Linked DNA regions of Homo sapiens: region 2 is linked to region 1. The links are chromatin contacts, found by Hi-C or POLR2A ChIA-PET in ENCODE. All regions are on one chromosome and are shown on one strand. The core of a region is the stretch at or near the end of the contact, and the rest is flanking DNA. Distances in the headings are between cores, read along the strand shown. Region 1 holds the start of ARF6 (ARF GTPase 6). Region 2 overlaps NIN (ninein).

Region 1 (7,323 bases), core at 4,668-7,167:
TTTTTCCTAAGAGCCAGATAGTAAACATTTTAGGCTTTTCAGGCCATATATTGTCTGTCACATATTCGTGGTTTTTTCTTAAAAACTTTACAAATCCTTTAAAAATGTAACACCCATTCTAGCACAGTCCCTATAAAAAACAGGCTGCAGCCAGATTTGCCCTTGGCCAGTTTTCCCACCTCTGCTTTACACTGTACTATTATCTTTCTGTGACTATGTCAATTATACCAATATTAACATTTCCTCAAGTATCTGCTCAAACATCACCTCAATGAGGTCTTCTCCGAACACACCTACCTATTCCCTAATATGTGTACATACATAACATATTGTACAATATATAGCATATAACCTAACAGACTTTTACTTATCATCTGATCTTTGTTCTCTGCCCCCAACCCTCCAGGTAAGTTCCATGAATACAGATTTTTTGTTTTTTTTTTCACTGTCGATCTCCTGCACCTCAACAGTGCCAGGCATATTAGTAGGCTCTCAATAAAAAAATCTACCCTCACACTTATAAAACAAAATACTATGGACAAAATATGTATTCTATAACAAATGAAAGATATTCAAGGACAAAACTGACAAATACTTTCATTTTTAAATTCTTTCAAGTAGTCATAGAACATTTCAAATAAAGGGGGAAAAGGTTAAAATTTTTATTTTCCCACAATGTGAGGTTAGTTCTTACAGTCTAGTTCTCTTGAAATTTACCATTACTTCAGTTATATTTAATTGCAGATTTGCTTTAATTCCTAAATCCCGCTCCATTCTTGTTCTGCCTTCCTTGATCTCACCTCTGTGTTCCTTGCCTGTTCAGCTCACTAGTCTAGTCTGGCAACTTTTGTTTGGCAAAGCAACAAGTTGCTTTGCCTCTTCTATGGCTCCATCTCCCAACATTCCATTTTTGTAAACTCTCTAATACTGTAACCTTTACTAATCCTTACCATTTAATTAAAGCAAAAGGCTAGATAATATTGAATATTATACTCCAAATATATTATGTTCAGTGACTAATCACTTAAAAATTTCTTATAATTGCTGTATGTGGTTTTACAAATACAGTTTTTACCTATAAGGAAAGATACAACTTACCTTACTTGTAATCCTGATACATATTGGGCAAGGTATTGAGAAAATAACTTTTGGAATTTTGTAAGCTCCATCACCATTCAGATTATGGCTACTTCTAAGCTTATATTAAAACATAAAAACCCATTCATGGGGAAAATATTTTCTACTGCTAGCACTGAAAAATTGATACTTTGTCACAGTATCTTAACCACAGTACTAAATATATTAATAAATATTAACATGGGGTTAAATCATACTAGAGATCACATGAAGACATTCTAAAATCACACTATAAAAATTGCTGATATAGGAGGAAAGGCTTACAAGAATGTCTTTCAAACCCTTTTATCCAACAAGTTATTCATCTTTTACTTTTCTTTCTTCCAACCTTATCCTCTATGATACTATTTTACTTTCTAAATGAATACAGTTTTGCCATTTCGATAGGACAAACAATTTGACCTCTAAAAGAAACTTTGAAATCCAAAAGTCTATAAAGAATTAAGGCCTGAATTTAAGACTTAAGGCCAATTCTTTAGACACAATTCTCTACTTCTAAAAATGCTAAGGTTGTAATTTGGAAAAAACAGCAGAATAAAGACTGCTATGGGACCTCAAATTTTAAAAATTGTTTAACTGTGGTATTCTAAATTATCATACAATCAGATTAAGTTGGTGGAACTAAAACAGGGCGCATTACCTCAAACAGCCAGCATTTACAAGAACCAAATTGATTTTTTTTTCTTACAAAAGTCAGGCAACTTCCAAATTAAGTCACTTTTTACCATATACCCTGGAGAATAACATGGCCCGACACACCACACGTCCCACTTATCTAGTTCAAGCGAGTAACATAACGTGAGAAACTGCACTGTGTAATTCCTTTATTTTCTGCATATTAGTGCTTTACCAACACTACAACCATAAAGAACACAATTCCAAGTACTGTACTTTTTAGTTTGGGGAGATCACAGTCTACAGACTCATTTACTTATATTAAACAAGATTAACCTCATTCAAAACTTACTGCAGTTTATAAATTCACATAAATACAGAAATGGATGCAATTAAACAACTTCAGGATCTTATTTTTAAAATTCTTAGATAATTTTTTCTGCAGGCTATAATTACCTGCTCCAGTCACCAATGGTTATTGTTCAATTTAACTACATCAATTATAAACCTCTTATATCCTTAAAGAAAATTTTAAGTGAAAATTACAATTTCTTACCAAAAGGTTTAGGGTTTTCCAAATTTCAAATATTTGCTTCCCCCTCCCCCCTTTCCAGTCAAACATTTCAAATAAACTAAAAATAACCACATCTCACCTGCAACATTCAATAATAGCAATCACTTGATGTATAAAATTTTAACTATGCCCCCAGTTATTTTAAGACACAAAAAAATGGCTGCCTACCAATCTGTCTTCACAAGTTAGAAATACTACATTTAAGATTTAACATGAGGGTTTCAAGTTTCCTCCAGTTTAGGCATTTATACCTTTGTGCTTGTTTTGTTTCAGGATGTTACTATAGCATTGATATTGGATAACCCATATTTATATACTTTAAAATGCAATCATTTGAAACACTAAAAATTACATTTATGGTGGAGCTTTGGAAATTTTAGAAAGCAACCAGTGTTCTTAGATGTGTTTATCAGCCTCATTTCTAGAGCTCTTTCTACTAAAGTGAAACTGAGAACTTCGTACTTTAGTTGTATCCTGAAATCAAAAAAATCCCTCTGCACCAACAGGAGCCTACATGAGAATACCCTTTTGCATCTGCTTTAAGTAAAATGTTTGTTAAGAGTTTTACTTTGAATAGTTCATTTTTTTATAGTCTTACACTTCTCATACATCTTTGGTAAAAGCTCCATTATACAATATGGCCAAAGTGTGAAGGACCAATACTGTCCAACTATACCATGATATCCCGCTCAATTTTAGTTTTCAGACACCCTCATAAACAAAACCCACTCCACCTTTTCCTGTATACTGCCTTTGCAGTCTACATTTCTGAAATTCCCTATTTAATTCCTTGAGGATCACTAAAATTAATCCTTAAGGCTATATAGGAACCAGATGCTGCTTTACAATTCTGCATCAAGCATTAACATTTGGTTCAAAATATTATCATAGTGGTCGCAATCCAGTTACTGGTCCTAACCAGCTAACCAAGTAATCTTGTTAGGATCTGGATATCACCAGCGAGCACACTGCTTACACATGAAGAAAAATAAGTTTACATTCATTGTCATCTGTAGGTTCTTTCTCTTCATCCTACGTCCCCTTTAATAGTCATCCCTCAAGTCTACACATCATTCATTCATCACGCTTCCTTCCTTAAAGGAGACAGTGTACTATTGAACCAACAGGATATCTTTTTTATTATTTGCATGAGTTAATCCTACAAACAAAATTAAATACCTCTTTTATAAAACATCTTTTCCAGTGTTCTAATTGATGGAGATGCGGATCACTCATCTATAAAAAATGACTTACAGCTTCAGCTTAATCAGTTGCTATAATGTGAAAACAGGAATGTGTATTTTTTTCAACTAGGTAAAAGGTGCATATAATTTGAATTGTTAAATGTTTTATTAATGAACAAAGTAAACCTTTTAGTAATTTTTAAATTACTGGTCTTAGGTGTTTGAAACAAGGTAAAAGTATACATTCCAGTTTTGCCCAAAAGTCACTTAAAATATCTACAAATTATTTAATCTGTGTGTGGTAACACCATTATTGCTCCAATTTCTGGAAAGAGTCTATTTTCAAAGTTTAAAAAAGAGGAAAAACAGCAAAGTGGCTAACTTTGCAGTGGAAAGAAAAAGTGTCCTTCATGGGTTACACTTTCATATTTTTATGCAGCATTAAGTTATCTACGTTATGGGGAACTTGGGTTTTATTCCTACTCATGCATGATGTGTTTCAGAACTTACTTGCTGACATTTCAGAGAACTTCTTACATTACCTGTTTAACATACTGAGGTGCAACTGGAACATATTACAATATTACTCATTATTTGCCACTGTGGGCTAAGTTTACTATACTGGTCTTAGATATAAAAGGTCACATTTGAAATTACTAAGTTAGAACTCATAAGGAAGGGGGGGGAAGGCCTTAAATATAAAAGACAAACGGCAGTTTGATTAAGCAATAATTTTCAGTTTACTAGATGAAACAGACTTGCAACATAGTCTGCATGAATGCAAAATAAGCCATCTACAGCAAGTGATAAGGAAACTGGGCAAAAAAGGAAAAAAGCATACATAGGAAAATGAAAGATTCTCTCGAAATAAAAAAATCAAACTATTATTACAAAGGACTTTACCAAGAACTGCTGTGTTTCCCCCATCCCATCTGCTGGAAGTCAACAAGAGCATCTAGCAACTTTGTGTTCATGTCAAATGTCAGATCAGAGCATCCTAACGCAAAGCCAACAAAAAAAAAAAAAAAAAAAAAAGGAAAAAGAAAGGGAAACAAACAAAAGAGAAAACCCCCAAGCCCCGTCCCCGCCAAACTGTAGAACAGTAACTCCAGAGTTCAAATTCAAAAGAAGAGAAAGTGGCAATTGAAAGAGGTGATGGTGGCGATAATCCTATGAATGGGTTTTTGATTTCTCTCCTTCCAGGGGATGGGTGGAGAATGCTCATTAAGATTTGTAGTTAGAGGTTAACCATGTGAGCCCCTCATAGAGTCCGTCCCCTGAGGTGGCACAGGAGGGCTGCACATACCAGTTCCTGTCCCGAATCCGGGTCAGGCCCAGTTTCTCCTGGATCTCGTGGGGTTTCATGGCATCGGGCAGGTCCTGCTTGTTGGCGAAGATGAGGATTATGGCGTCCCTCATCTCCCGGTCATTGATAATGCGGTGCAGCTCCTGGCGAGCCTCATCGATGCGGTCGCGGTCGGCGCAGTCCACTACGAAGATGAGACCTTGGGTCCCAGTGTAGTAATGCCGCCAGAGCGGCCGGATCTTGTCCTGGCCGCCCACATCCCATACGTTGAACTTGACATTTTTGTAAGTCACCGTCTCCACGTTGAAACCCACAGTGGGAATGGTGGTCACCGACTGGCCCAGCTTCAACTTGTACAGGATTGTTGTCTTGCCGGCCGCGTCCAGGCCCAACATGAGGATCCGCATTTCCTTGTTCCCGAAGATTTTGGATAGCACCTTCCCCATCGCGTCGGAGGAGCCGGGGCCGGGGGCATTCAGGTGTCCCGGGTCCCCTCAGCCAACAACGCCGCCGCCGCCGCGAAACCGAAACGAAGCCTCTCGGCCGCGAGAGCGCCTTTGCGGCCTGCGTGGGAGTTGCCTCCTAAGGGCAGAGGCCCAGGCCCCCCGCTCACTCGGGCATCACCGACCGCACAACTTGATTTCTCCAGTCGCCGCCGCCACCCGGGCCCTGAGACTGCGCTGGGAGCCGCCGCCCTGCTGAGGCGCGGCCCGGCCCGGAACTGCCCTTCCCCCCGCAGGCGCCGCGCGAGCGCCGCCGCGGTTCCCGCTCCTCCGCCTTCCTCTCACCGCGAGGGAGACTGCAGCCCTCCGGCCCGCCCGCCGGCCTGCGAGCACTGGGCTCCCCACCGACCCAGGACACCCGAGAGGCAGCGCGGCTCCGGGGCCCCGTCAGGTCATGGATCCTCGCGGGAACTCGGTGCGCTGCCTGCAGAGAAACAGAGAGGGAGGGGAGTTACTGCCAGAGCTCCACAAAGGAGCGAAGACCGAGGTGGCCCGCCTTTCCAGCTCGGCCCAAGGGGTTACCTCCAGCCGCCGCCCCGAGCGCGGGCTCCCTCCGGCCTCCAACTCCTCCTCCCAGTTCTGCCGCCGCCGCTGCCGGAAAAGGCGCCGAGGAAACCGCCTCACTTCCCCTCCCGACCACGCAGGCGCAGCAGAGGCCGACCGTTCGGACAAGAGCGACCTCTGTAAGGAGAGCGGCCCGCGCGCCTAGCGTCATGGGCGCCACGCGCCGGAGGGGCGGGGCTACGGCGCCTCGGAGGGCTCGCAGATGCGGCCGGCCCAGAGCCCTCGAACCTCGGACTCTGACTCGCGCCTACCCGTGGCTCTTCTAGCGTCTCCTTCCCTGCTTTTCTCTTTTGCGCTCTGCCCTCCCCTGCCCACCCGAACCAAGGGAGCAGATCTACTGGGGGGCCCTACAGGGTGGGGCCCACGGGCAGCCCGCTCTCTCCACGAACCGAGCTGCCTCCAGGCCTGTTCCCAGACCTCGGTGCCCGCCAGATGCTCTGCGAATTCCCTCCGCCCGCCCCAGCCTTCCCGCACCCTCCGCGCTCCCTGAACGTCCCAGGGAAGCTCTGTTCGCTTTTGTTTTTTTTTTTTTTCCCTTTTTCGCAACCCCTTCTTGGCTTCCTTTATCCCTTGAATTTTGTATGTTTCCTGAAAGACACGTGGGAGGCCAGTGTCTCGTGTGGAATCTGCCAGTCAGTGCAGCGCTTTCCCGGAGTTGAGTTTACTCTGCAGCTCTTTTGAATGTTTGAGCCCTGTCTGCCTATAGGTCTCGTCAAGACCAGCCCATGTTTCTTAAAAACTGCAGTATTATGAAGAGTTCCTGTGCCTTGCCGCGTTTTCACCTTTTTAGAATGCGACATCTGTTCATCTTTAAAATATCATTTTATCTCATACTGTTAGTAGTAGCTTCTTAACTACTACCCATTCTTAACTTTAAGAAGCATAGAATTTAGAATATAGAACGACCGCTTGTATGGCCTGGATCTGGGCACTTAACCTTACTAAGTTTATCTCGTGTAAACTGACCTTGCTAACTCACGTGAGGCTTAAATAATACAATGTGGAAGACTTCAGGGCACATTTTTGGTTTTTTGGTTTTTGTTTGTTTCTTGAGACGGGGTCTCACTCTGTCGCCCAGGCTGGAGTCCAGTTGCACAATCTCGGCTCACTGCAGCCTCCTCATCCTGGGTTCAAGCAGTTCTGCCTTAGCCTCCGGAGCAGCTGGAATTAGGTCGCCCACCACCACGCCCGGCTAATTTTTGTATTTTTAGTAGAGACGGGGTTTCACCATGTTGGCCAGGCTGGTCTCGAAGTCCTGACCTCAGGTGATCCACCCGCCTCGGCCCCCCAAAATGCTGGGATTACAGGCGTGAGCCACTGCGCCCTGCCAAGGACACATTTTTGTATCAAATGGTTAATGATAAAATTAGACTTAAAATAACGTGAAACCTTCAAATATCAAGGGGAGAAAAACAGGAAATGGGTATCTTTGTTTAAAAA
Region 2 (7,012 bases), core at 1,033-3,532, 920 kb before region 1:
GCCTGCTGGGTTCAAGCAATTCTGCCTCAGCCTCCCGAGTAGCTGGGATTACAGGTGCATGCCACCACGCCCAGCTAATTTTTTGTATCTTTAATAGAGATGGGCTTTCTCCATGTTGGCCAGGCTGGTCTCAAACTCCTGACCTCAAGATCCGCCCACCTCGTCCTCCCAAAGTGCTGGGATTACAGGCCTGAGCCACCATGCCCCACCGATTTTGTTCCTTTTTGTGGCTGCATAGTATTCCATGGTATATATGTACCACATTTTCTTTATCCAGTCTATCATTGATGGGCATTTGGGTTGATTCAGTGTCTTTGCTATTGTGAATAGTGCTGCAATGAACATATGCATGCATATATCTTCATAATATAATGACTTATATTCCTTTGGGTATATACTTAGTAATGGGATTCCTGGGTCAAATGGTATTTCTGCCTCTAGATCTTTGAGGAATCACCACACTATCTTCCGCAATGGTTGAACTAGTTTACACTCCCACCAACAGCATAAAAGTGTTCCTTTTTCTCCACAACCTCACCAGCATCTGTTGTTTCTGGACTATTTATTGATTGCCATTCTGACTGGCATGAGGTGGCATCTCATTGTGGTTTTGATTTGTATTTCTCTAATGATCAGTGATGTTGAGCTTTTTTTCGTGTTTATTGGCTGCATGAATGTCTACTTTTGAGAAGTGCCTGTTCATGTCCTTTGCCCACTTTTTAATGGGGTTGTTTGTTTTTTTCTTGTAAATGTGTTTAAGTTTGTTGTAAAGTCTGGGTATTAGACCTTTGTCAGATGGATAGATTGCAAAAATTTTCTCCTATTCTGTAGGTTGTCTGTTCACTCTAATGATAGATTATTTTGCTATGCAGAAGCTCTTTAGTTTAATTAGATCTCATTTGTCAATTTTTGCTTTAGTTGCAATTGCTTTTGGCATTTTTGTCATGAAATCTTTGCCCATGCCTATGTCCTGAATGGTATTGCCTAGATTTTCTTCTAGGGTTTTTATAGTTTTGGGTTTTACATTTAAATCTTTAATCTACCTTGAGTTAATTTTTGTATAATGTGTAAGGAAGGGGTCCAGTTCCAATTTTCTGCATATGGCTAGCCAGTTCTCCCAGCACCATTTGTTAAATAGGGAATCCTTTCCCCACTGCTTGTTTTTGTCAGGTTTGTCAAAGATCAGATGGTTGTAGGTATGCAGTCTTATTTCTGAGTTTTCTATTCTGTTCTGTTGGTCTATGTGTCTGTTTTTCTATCAGAACCATGCTGTTTTGGTTACTGTAACTTTGTAGTACAGTTTGAAGTGGGTAGCGTGATGCCTTCAGGTTTGTTCTTTTTGCTTAGGATTGTCTTGGCTATTCAGCTCTTGCCACTTTTTAACCATATGAACACGTTATCTTAAATACTCTGAGCCTCAGATTTTTCATCAGTGTAATGGGAAGACTATTTCCCTTACAAGACTGTGATGAAGGTGGACTAAGATTTGTGTGTATCAAAGGCTTATCATAGCACCAAGGACACCGTTAACTTGCTGTATTTGGCTGTATGCTCCTTTCCCCTACCCTCTACACACCCAGAATGGCTCTTTGATAAATAGTGACTTCCTAGTAATGATTTACCAAGAAACATGGTTAGAGTGAAGAGTAGATTTGCTAGAAGTTCTCTTGCGTGGTGGTGATTTGAATTCATTTCCATCTGTAAACAGGATTCCTTGGACCAGTCTTGGAGTACAGCTTCATATAGTTGCTTTAGGTTTTATAAACCTACCTTTTAAAATAGCCTTTGCCTCTCTCTACATTGTCTGCAGTAAATTAAGTTACAATATTATAATTTAATAAATGAATATTAAATATAATAATATGAAGTTAACAATTCAAGTTACAATGACCTGAATACTTTATTTAAAATAAAATATAAGTGTATCTTTCATTATGAAACTGCCTCTTTTTTAGTCTATGTCATTTCTCTTTGCATAATGCTGTAAGCATTTTCCTGTGCATTGACTTCTGATAAGTCCATATTTCTGTAGCTGTTTCAATTAACACAGTGTTTTGAATCTTCTTTCATTAATTTCTCTTTATATTAGTAAAGACAAATCTACTAAGTTTGTATTAGTTACATAGACCTTTGTCTTGTTTCATAAACTCACCTTGTTCAGTGCTAGTTTGAGTTCTCCCACCTTGGGTCTATTTCCAGTAGTGCCTGCACACATGTGGAAACTGCATTTGATCTCCATGATTGCACGAGATGAGTTTATGCAACATTAGTTTCCTTATTCCACTTCCTGTTACAGGGTTTTTTTGTGTGTGTGGTTTGAATTTGTTTCTTGTGTGGTGCTTAAGTTCTTTTTCAAAAAAAAGCAAATTGCGTTTCTAAAAAAGCATTCATATGAAATGTGAAGAGGAAAAGTAATGAGGTAAATTTCTCCTAAGAGGTGGTGACACATGACAAAAAATATCAGACTTGACTGGTCTTCCTCTTAATTTAGTTTAAATGTCATGTGTATTTTTCGTCAGTCGTGTAATTTTCCCATTGCTGCAAACTGCCCGTTGAGGCATACAAGGTATAGGAATGCTTGTAAAATGAATGGCAGCAATTATTATTCAAATGAAGAGGTACCAACCAGTGTATGCACAACTTGGAAACTTGTTACCTTGTGAGACTTAATTGTATTGTATATTTATGAAGATTTCTACTTTTTAACAAAATACAATAGTAAAGCTCCCTTGGAGGAGAAAAATGGTACTTAAAACATTGCAGTTGCTGAACATAGTTAGCCCACCGGTGGGGGTGTTCATCAACATTTCGGTTCTGGGTTGTGTCCTAAGGGGCTTTTCCACCACATCAGTATTCATGAGCATTGATGGAAAATAGCGGTCGCCTCCTCCACAAGAGAACTATCTCTTTGAAAGATGAGGCATTTACTGCTATTTAAATCCAAGGGCCCAGTGTCTACACTTGCAAGAAGGAAAATAAAGATCAATGCAAGACTTAAGCTGCTCTAATGGTTTGGGCCAGCTGCTATGTGGTGTGTGAATTTTCGGACTGTTTGTTGGAAAAAGAGGAATTCAACCAAGTAGACGTTATTGGGCTCTGAAGAGCCTCTGAGTTAATAATCCTGTTTAATCTTTTATAGAGCCCCTTTTCATCTAAAATGAGGCTGATTTACTACATCATAAATAAATTTCGGAGACCTTTAATCTCTGTCTGTGAAGATTTGAGAGAATTCAAGCGTTGCAAAACTGTCCCTCTTTTCCTCCCTATTGGCCAAGTAGGACATGCTTGTTTATCAGAGGCCCCTACCAGCTTTTGTCTCTCTCAGGCACATACCAGCTTCTATCTTGTAGTTACTAATAAACCTTCCTCTCTTTTTCCCCATTCCACCCTTCCACTTTCTGGAATCTATGGGGTAGCTGATAAACTCCTTGAGGGCAGAGGTTATGTGTCTTCTTGATCATGTATCTCCTGATCCTGCCTTATACTTGGTGTGTGCTTTACACCTGGTGGCTTCGTGTGAAAGTTGAGGATTTGACTTCCAGCAGCAAGGGATTTCCCTGAGGGGTCAGACCAAGAGGGAAGTGGGCCTGAGCCAGGCAGGCTTGCTGGGCTCTGATGAGTCCAGTCAGAGTCCTGGTGCATGCTTTTTCTACCTCTCACCTTTCAATTTTGAGGTAGGGTCTCTGCCTTGACTGTGTCACATGAATATTGTGAGATTCAAATGACAAAATGTCTAGGAAAGAATGAACCTACGATAATATCGTCATTCATCTAGCATTATCCATGACCCACGTTCGTAAAAAAAATTTTTTGTTTCAGAGACAGAGTCTCGCTCTGTCACCCAAGCTGGAGTGCAGTGGCGTGATCTCAACTCACTGCAATCTCCACCTCCTGGGTTTAAGCGATTCTCCTGCCTCAGCCTCCTGAGTAGCTGGGACTACAGGCACTGCCACCACGCCCAGCTACATTTTTTTTTTTTTTGGAGACGGAGTCTTGGCTCACTGCAAGCTCCGCCTCCCGGGTTCACACCATTCTCCTGCTTCAGCCTCCCGAGTAGCTGGGACTACAGGCGCCCGCCACCACGCCTGGCTAATTTTTTGTATTTTTAATAGAGACGGGGTTTCACCACGTTAGCCAGGATGGTCTCGATCTCCTGACCTTGTGATCCGCCCACCTCAGCCTCCCAGAGTAAATTTTTTTAGTAGAGATGGGATTTCACCGTGTTGCTAAGGCTGGTCTCAAACTCCTGAGCTCAGGCAATCAGCCCGCTTTGGCCTCACAAAGTGCTGGGATTACAGGTGTGAGCCACTGCAAAAGCCCATAAAATTGTTTAATACCTGGATCTTTTGCCCCATTTAATGGTAGACCAAAAAAAAAAAAAAAAAAAAAAAAAGCTTGACCATTGGGGATTTAAAATTTTAGTTTTATCATATACAAGAGTGTATTAAATACAACTAGATTGTTCTTGATCATTTCAAATCTCCTGACCCATTAGTTTTTCTTCTGTGTTGTAAGAGTAATACCCTCAAGGCCGGGCGCGATGGCTCACACCTGTAATCCCAACACTTTGGGAGGCCGTGACGGGTGGCTCACCTGAGGTCAGGAGTTTGAGACCAGCCTGGGCAACATGGTGAAACCCCGTCTCTACTAAAAACACAAAAATTAGCTGGGCGTGGTGGTGGGCGCCTGTAATCCCAGCTACTCATGAGGCTGAGGCAGGAGAATTGCTTGAACCCGGGAGGTGGAGGTTGCAGTGAGCCAAGATTGCGCCACTGCACTCCAGCCTGGGTGACAAGAGCAAGCCTCCATCTGAAAAAAAAAAAAAAGTAATAGCTTCAGGATTCACTTAATGAATCCTTGCCTCAACACTAAGCATGGATACATGCCCCAACACCAGACAACCCCGGCCTATTAAGTTTTTGAATGCACATGTTGTCTTTTTTTATAGTTTATGTAGTTTTTAGTAGAGTTTTAAAGGCTGGGCGCGGTGGCTCACGCCTGTAATCCCAGCACTTTCAGAGGCCGAGGTGGGCAGATCACGAGGTCAGGAGATCGAGACCATCCTGGCTAACGCGGTGAAACCCTGTCTCTACTAAAAATACAAAAAAAATTAGCCAGGCATGGTGGTGGGCGCCTGTAGTCCCAGCTACTCGGGAGGCTGAGGCAGGAGAATGGCGTGAACCCAGGAGGCGGAGCTTGCGGTGAGCCGAGACACGCCACTGCACTCCAGCCTGGGCAACAGAGCCAGACTCCATCTCAAAAAAAAATAATTAATTAAAAAAAATAGAGTTTTAAAAACACCTTTGTAAAGTGTAAGAAGTATTATACTTTATTTTTGTTTGAAGGAGGATGGTTAATATCTTTCCTCCATCTCAATATGTCAATAATTGCTTCTTTTTATTTTATATTTTTTGAGATGGAGTCTTGCTGTGTTATCAGGCTGGTCTCAAACTCCTGGCCTCAAGCAGTTCTCTTATTTCAGCCTCCCAAATAGCTGGGATGACAGGTGCACGCTACCACACCTGGCTAATATGTTAATAATTACTCCTTGTACTTTTAGCTTGGAGTGCCCCTGTCTTTTATTTCCTGCTTCCAATCTGCAGTGAGTTGGGAAGCAGGATTATGAAGTTTATAATAATCAGGTAGAGTAGGAATGTGGAAAATACTGAGTTGGTCCTTTGGCATTTTCTTTTTTTTTTTTTTTTTTGAGACGGAGTCTCACTCTGTCGCCCAGGCTGTAGTGCAGTGGCCCAATCTTCATTCACTGCAAGCTCCGCCTCCCGGGTTCATGCCATTCTCCTGCCTCAGCCTCCCGAGTAGCTGGGACTACAGGCGCCCGCCACCACGCCCAGCTAATTTTTTGTGTTTTTAGTAGAGATGGGGTTTCACCGTGTTAGCCAGGATGGTCTCGATCTCCTGACCTCGTGATCCACCCGCCTTGGCCTCCCAAAGTGCTGGGATTACAGAGTCCTGTAGCATTTTCTACAGGATGAGTGCCTGGGCTTTATGACACCTCCCTCAGCTTTTGATCCCATGTGTTTCTTTCCTGGTTGTCTGTAGTACTCTAGATAGGTGAGGCTGTGAAATAAACTCCATATAAATGAAGCTTATACAGTCTCAAAAGCTTGTGTGTTTGTCATACCATATTCAAGGGATACTTAGGCCTCATGTAAAGCCTTGGAAGTTAATTAGAATTAATTCCAGATTATAGATGTCTTTGTCATGTGTCAGGGAAAGTAAAATTCAGGTACATGCACTACTGAGTGACCTTCAAACAATGAATTGAACTATGTGAGGACCAAATTCAGGAAGGTTATTTCCAATGGCCTCCATCAAAACTTACGCCTTTAGAAGACCCTGGGGAGACTCACAGAGTCAAGTTAAAGAATCTGAAATCTTCCAAACACCTTCCTTTTGAAAGAGAACCTTCTTCATGTTCAACTTGTAACTCTAGCAAGGAGAGACTTACGTTTCATTCAGTCCCCTCCATTAATATCCTTAAGAGAGAGAGGAAACCTAGAGTTACAGGTCCCTAAATATAGCAAACTGGATCAGTTTCTTTGATGCTGGGCAACTCTGCAGATCCTGGAGGAGAAGGCAGGCCCTCAGACCTCCCTGCCGCCGCCCCCACCACTCACTCTTGGCTATCTTGGTCACTCTCATGGCTATTAGCTTTGCTTGAAAATATGACCCTGATTCTTTTTTTCTTTTCTTTTGAGATGGAGTTTTGCTCTTGTCACCCAGGCTGGAGTGCAGTGGCTTGACCTCAGCTCACTGCAACCTACACCTCCCAAGTTCAAGCAATTCTCCTCCCTCAGTCTCCCAAGTAGCTTAGATTACAGGTGCGCACCACCATGCCCAGCTAATTTTTGTATTTTTAGTGGAGACGGGGTTTCACCATGTTGGCCAGGCGGGTCTCAAACTCCTGGCCTCAAGTGATCCACCTGCCTTGGCCTCCCAAAATGCTGGGATTACAGGCGTGAGCCACTGTGCCTGGCCATGGCCCTGATTC

Evidence for each region. Hi-C counts contacts between places; a loop is a spot of excess contacts on that map. ChIA-PET counts read pairs that join two places held with the same protein, here RNA polymerase II (POLR2A). Pooled maps may share reads with other maps.
Region 2: a loop to region 1 is called in a pooled map, with 2.5 times the contacts of the local background. The contact joins the enhancer-like site here to the promoter of ARF6 in region 1. A Hi-C loop is called at or near these places in 2 of 37 single-sample maps with no recorded cell type and 4 of 50 pooled maps. POLR2A ChIA-PET finds 5 or more read pairs at or near these places in 3 of 52 experiments (CD4-positive, alpha-beta memory T cell, T-cell and activated T-cell).

What each region holds. Positions count from the first base shown.
Region 1 is chr14:49,891,676-49,898,998 of GRCh38, reverse strand. ARF6 (ARF GTPase 6) reads right to left here and starts at 5,917. Exons shown (of 2, transcript NM_001663.4): 1 at 5,842-5,917; 2 at 1,945-5,743. The coding sequence starts at 5,262. The coding sequence ends at 4,735. RefSeq lists enhancers at 2,696-2,845, 4,988-5,037, 5,068-5,387, 6,258-6,357 and silencers at 5,548-5,737, 5,778-6,167.
Region 2 is chr14:50,808,926-50,815,937 of GRCh38, reverse strand. The region is part of intron 3 of NIN (ninein); the gene reads left to right. Among named protein-coding and RNA genes, the nearest start is that of NIN, 19 kb to the left of the region's middle. Within about 2 kb of position 2,282, at least 6 of the 41 ENCODE cell types and tissues checked have a DNase peak (open chromatin) inside an H3K27ac peak, as active enhancers do.